Regions from separate parts of the Mus musculus genome. Here region 1 is linked to region 2. Evidence: chromatin loops called from intact Hi-C (ENCODE). Cell type or tissue: heart. All regions are shown on one strand. Links, peaks and the distances in the headings refer to the core of each region. The heading gives the core; the rest is flanking DNA.

Region 1 (2,920 bases), core at 252-2,751, 72 kb after region 2:
GCTCCTCTCTGGATGGCACTCCATAATACATAAGAAAGAGGCTTGGAAATCTTACTGACAAGAACAGTTGTCTACCTTTATCCACAAAAAATAAATCCCAATGCTCCCCACCATGAATGTCTAAAATTCCATCCATTCTTTCATCCCCCATACGTACACAATACACATAGGCACATGGGTTGGCAAGAACAAGATGGAGTGAACCCTCATCATGCCTAATTTTAATAGTATGTGCTTTAAGACATGAATTATCTCTGGATTTTCCTGTTTAATATTTTCTTTTTGGACCACAGGTAGGATGAGACTACAGAAAGTCAGGTCTGGATAGATAGGGTTGCCATATGTCTTAGCAAGTATTCTATTGCTGTGTAGAGACGCCGTGACCATGGCAACTCTTATAAAGGAAAGAAAGCATTTAACTGGGGACTTGCTTACAGTTTCAGAAGTCTGGTATATTATCAGCATTGCAGGAAGCATGGTGACACATTGGTAGACATGGTCCTGGAGGAGCTGAGAGTTCTACAACCAGATCAGCAGGCAGCAGGCAGGAGAAAGACACTGGGCTTGGCTTGAGCGTTTGAAATCCCAAAGCCCACACCAGTGACACAGTTCCTCCAAGGAGGCCTCATCTGCTCCAACAAAGCCTCATCTCCTAATCCATTGGAATCCACACCCTAATGATTAAGCATTCAAGTATATGAGCCTGTGGGGGCCATTCCTGTTCAAACCACCACACCATAATATCATCTGCTCCATAAAACCAGCAAATGAATGTATTATTTCAGAAAATCTTCCCAATCTTAATAAAGATGTTAAGTGTGGGGATTTGGGGTATTGAAAGCCTTGTGGGGAACCAGCAAGTCTGCGGGATGCAGTAGTACAGTGTGTGAATATGATCGTGTGTTAGTTTCTCTTCTCATAGATGTAACAAAGTGGCTCCCAAAAGCCACTTAGAGAAGGAAGGCTTTATTGGGAACACAGTCCATCAGTGTGGAGAGAAGGAAGCCTTTATTGGGAACACAGTCCATCAGTGTGGAGAGTCACTAACAGGATCTTCCCATGCCACTTGTGTCTGTGGTCAGCAAGTAGAGAAGAATGTTGGTGCCATCTTTACATCCTAGCTCACAGGATGGTGTTGCCCGCAGTTGCATGCACTTTCTTCAGGTTGGACATCCTCCCAGGCCTGGTTAACAGATGTGTCACCTGGCGATTCCAAATCCAGTCACATCCACAATGACGATTAGCCACCACAGTCAGGTCTCAATGGCAAATGTTAGGAGCCGACAGAGTGTTGAAAGTCAGTCAGCGCTGGGAGAGCTGAGGTCCTCTGGAGAGAGGCACATTTAAGATTTTATATCAAGTGCTGTGTAGAGAGTTTGGAGGGAAGCAAGGAGGAGAGAAGTACTGTATCAGGGCTCAGCTGTCTTGGGAGATCCTGAGAGAGAAAAAGACACAAATTACAGATATGTCTGGCAAACCACACAAGAGCAATGTGTTCTGTCTGTCACACTGTGGTTTTGTTTCTTTGAGGAAGAACTGGCTTCCCAGGCTAAGCATTAAATGCCTTTGACTTGGCATAATTTCCTCCTTTAGAAGTCTCACTCAGAGGAAGCTGGGCACAGGCAACAAGCAGGGAGCCCTCGGCTTTGACTTTTTCTTTTTTGTCCTCTTAACTCGGCACTTTCCTTTGGGACAGTGTTTCTGGTTTGGTTTTGGTTTCTAACTACATTTACCTCTTTCTCTCTCTCTCTCTGTGCTCATGTCTCTCTCTTCTCTCTGTCTTTCTCTGTGTCTGTGTCTGTCTCTCTTCTTTCTGTGTCTGTCTCTGTCTCTGTCTGTGTCACTCTGTCTTGGTCTCTGTCTCTCTGTCTCTGTCTCTGTGTGTGTGTGTGTGTGTGTGTGTAAAATCTACAAGAGTTGATTGATTCTCTCCTTCCACCATATGTGTTCCAGAGACTGAACTTAAATCGTCAGACTTCACAGCAAGCGCCTCTACACACTGAGCCATGTTAGCTGTCCTGTGGTTTCCTTTAAAATTCACGCAAAAGTTTATAGTTCTTGTAAAATGCTTTTAGTTTAGACACACACAGACGGAGATTCAGTGTAATAAACCTGGTGCCTTCACTCTGGTGTTGATGATTGGCATGGTGCCTACTCTCTACATTTCCTCCTCCTCCTCCTCTTCTTCCTCCTCCTCCTCTTCTTCCTCCTTCCTCCTCTTTCTATTTTTTCTCCTGCATATTTAAAAGCAAATTCCATGCACACTGCTCTTCCACACTTTGTGTTTAGTGCATCTCTGAGAAGGGATTCTAACCATTTACTGTTATCACACATAAGTGGCAACAGTTCACCCCTATCCTTTAGTACCTAGCTCATATTTGAAGTTTCTGGAATGTTTAATAAATGTCCTTCTTAAAGGTGGGTTTTCTCCAATTCAGATGTCCATACAACAGCCACATGCTCTCTTGCTATTTTTCCTTCCAGTTGATTAAAAACAAATCCTGGATTTGATTGCTGCTTCATGGTGTCAGCACTGTTTAACAGCCACCTACTTCTGCCCTGAACATAAGTTGGAAAGATTTTATGTTCTGTTTGTTCCAGTTCTTGAATTGGTGGCTGGTCCTGGTAGCATCCTGAATCATTCGTGGAAAATAGCAGTTCTTGGATTCATGGAAGCTTTTCTTTTAATATCCCGGCTCTCTCACACTTCCAGCTGATGATGTCAGTGGTGTTGATTGTTGTCTGGCTGTTTACCTAACTGAGAAAAATGTTGGCTTTTCTATCGCATGGCTGTTTTCTGACTCTGTCATTCCTTAGGCTTGGAAACTGGCTTTGCAGAATAACTAATAATTTGGAATGACCGTTCCTTTATCAAGCAGGGCTACTTGGTTCTATTCAAGAAAAACAGGTTTAATACCGA
Region 2 (2,920 bases), core at 160-2,659:
CATAGAGGCTTGGGTTTGCATGCTTGCCCCATAAGGAATGACACTATTAGGAGGAGTGGTCTTGTTAGAATAGGTGTGACCTTGATGGAGGAAGTGTGTCACTGTGGGGACAGGTTCTGAGGTTTCAGATACTCAAGCTAGGCCTAATGTGGCATTCACTTCTGCTACCTGTGGATCAAGATGTAGAACTCTCAGCTTCTTCTCCAGCACCATGTCTGCCTGCACATTGTTATGTTTCCCACCATGAAGATAATAGGCTAAACCTCTGACCCTGTAAGCCAGCCCCAGTTTAAGACAAGACAAAACAAGAAAAAAAACCATGTGACTTGTAGAAAAATGAGTGTTTGCTCTTGAATGAATTTTACATTTCTTATATTGATCTAGATAATTTTTCAAAAAGCCAATGCACATCTTCATACATAACTAAAATATTCTAATATTTAAAACTATTTGTTGAAGTAATGATGTGCGTTAAGTGACAGTAATTCATACATAGCAAGCTCCACAGAGCACATCTCAGATGACACCCACATTGAGCACATCCTGGGAATGACATATAGTTACGGGACATATTTTATCAAGGAGAAAACAAAGCTTTAGGGAAGGGAGGTAAAGATGACAGTGTGCAACGTTTTGTTCATTTTAATTAAACAGCATCGCAACTGTTTAATAAAATGAGGGATGTAAGCTCAACATATAAAGTACAAGTGGAAATAACTGTTTTCTGATAATTTCACAAACATCTATCTCATGCAATAATGCTAGATTTTAAGGCTCCATCACAACTGTATACAGTACAAAAACAGAATAATAAATTACAGTAAGAAACATCTGTAACTTGGACAGGAAAAAATGGATACTGTGCATTTTGATTATGAATCCCTGGGACAGCTAAAGTAAAATTCCCCTTTCACAAGAAAATTGCACACAGACTAACTCCTTGCTCTCAAGCAGTTACTTTGTTCTGACCAAAATCTCATTCTCATTATTCGAACAATTATGACAAAGCCATTTATTGCTCATCTAGTTTGTAAAAATTTACACTGTTGCCGTGTGTTGCTAAGTTTTGGATATCAGTTTTTAAAAACTTTTATGTGCTTTCAATCTCTAAGAGGTTTTGTTGATGTTGTTTGTTTTAGAATCAAAATGTCATCTTTCAAAATCTGTAGAGACTGTGAATCAGAAGTTTACACTTTAATCTTCACTTTAAGCAAAAGGAATTGGTGTTCTGGCCTGGGGCTATAATAATCCCAGCACTCAGGGAGCTGCACCAGGGAGCTCAGCTTGAAGCAAGTTTGGGCTACATATGAGATTCCACTTCAAGACAGAATACACAAACAAATAAAAACAGCAGAGGGAACACGACAAAAATCTAAGGAAATGCATTATAAAGTGCTGGGGTACAACACAGAAGGGCATAGGTGTTACCATAGCGGGTGCAAACTATGAGGTCACACAGAGGAGGATCTAAAGTAGAGGGAAGTACCTGGCACTAGGTTTAAGGCTCTGCCCTGGGCCAGGCAGCTGTGTTCCTCTCTCCACCCACACCCAGTCAGAGTCCAACTGACCCCACCTCCTCAATATTCCTGCAAGCTTTCCCCTCTCCTCCATTACACAGCCACTCCTCATGGCATCTCCTGACACTTGAGCTCCCTAATGGACTCTCTCCCTTAAACTACTCAATATGATGATGCCTGGCACTTCTAACTAGCATTCTCTAACCTTGCACACCACTCAGCGACACCAACCATGCTGGGCACATTAGATTCCTGGCTTGGGCCCTGAACTTTGTTCAGGAACAGTGTGCTTCTCCTTCTGAGAATTCCTCCACACCACACCTTTCAACAATGTCCTTCCCACTTGGTTGGCACCCAACCAAGCTAGGGAAATGAGCCTTCCTCTGGGGTTTTTGTTGTGACAGAAGAAGTTGCAAGATTTTAAAACCCAAAGGCTACCAGCACACACCATTCCTGCCAAATAGGGAATCTGTCAATAACCAGGACAACTAGAAATAAAAAATGGTACATGGTAGCTGCTGCCTCCTCTTCCTCCTCCTCTTCCTTCTCTCCTCCTCTTCCTCTTCCTCCTTCCTCCTCCTTTCTTCTTCAGTTTTGTTTGTTTGTTTGAGATGGGGTTTCCCTGTGAAGCCCTGGCTGTCCTGGGACTCACTCTGTAGGCCAGGCTGGCCTCGAACTCAGAGATCCACCACCCCTGCCTCCTAAGTGCTGGTATTAAAGGTGTGCACAACCACTGCTCATCAGTGGTAGCTTTCTTGTGTTCCAACTTCCCGAAGCCAAGCTGGTATCTCATTCTCTGAACCAATAACCTTCTGTTTTGGGTTAAGCCAATTAAAGCCCCATTTCCATTCCTTGATATTAATACACAACAAGAATTCCAGTGGTTTCCTATTTCTCTCCTGCCACACAGTCTGTTAAAACTCTCCCACTAGTTGAACATACCACTTCATATCCCTGCAAGCACATTCTCTCTAAGCCTCTGGTTCTAAGCTACATCTCTCTGAAAAAGTCTTCCCAGAGTCCCCTGAATGAGGTTAGGTACCCAGTCTTGATTTCCAGCAGCCTGAAAGTAAATTCAATCTCTGATCACAGTGTACTTCAATGGACAACAGGGACAGGCGACTCCCCCTGGTAATTGCTGGCAGTGGGATGGTTAAGAATTTGTACTCTACCACCTAGTAAGTGGCTCCTACCACTTGGGCAGCCCCGTGTGCCTCACCATGGATGCAGATACCGGTGGCACTTTTAGTAGAGGTGACTGTAGAAATAGATCTGTTATGTGAAAATAGACAGTGCCCAGCATTCAGTAAGTCATAACTATAATTCATCTACCTAGCCCTTGGTACCATGTCTATCCTAAGGGATGTCTAAGGATTTGTTTGCTTAATTTTTTTCCATACATG

The links. Peaks named below come from ENCODE experiments on the same cell type or tissue, not always from the same donor. Only the 100,000 strongest peaks of a DNase experiment are listed, where the experiment ranks them.
Region 1: a loop joins it to region 2, with 2.8 times the contacts of the local background. A loop is called at or near these places in 5 of 42 quality-filtered maps.

What each region holds. Positions count from the first base shown.
Region 1 is chr10:19,521,019-19,523,938 of GRCm38, reverse strand. No RefSeq gene overlaps it. Among named protein-coding and RNA genes, the nearest start is that of Gm33104, 36 kb to the right of the region's middle. In heart, for the core only: no CTCF peak of the experiment used is centred there; no DNase peak of the experiment used is centred there.
Region 2 is chr10:19,593,303-19,596,222 of GRCm38, reverse strand. The region is part of intron 1 of Ifngr1 (interferon gamma receptor 1); the gene reads right to left. Among named protein-coding and RNA genes, the nearest start is that of Ifngr1, 2.8 kb to the right of the region's middle. In heart, for the core only: no CTCF peak of the experiment used is centred there; DNase peaks (open chromatin) are centred at 1,562 and 1,772.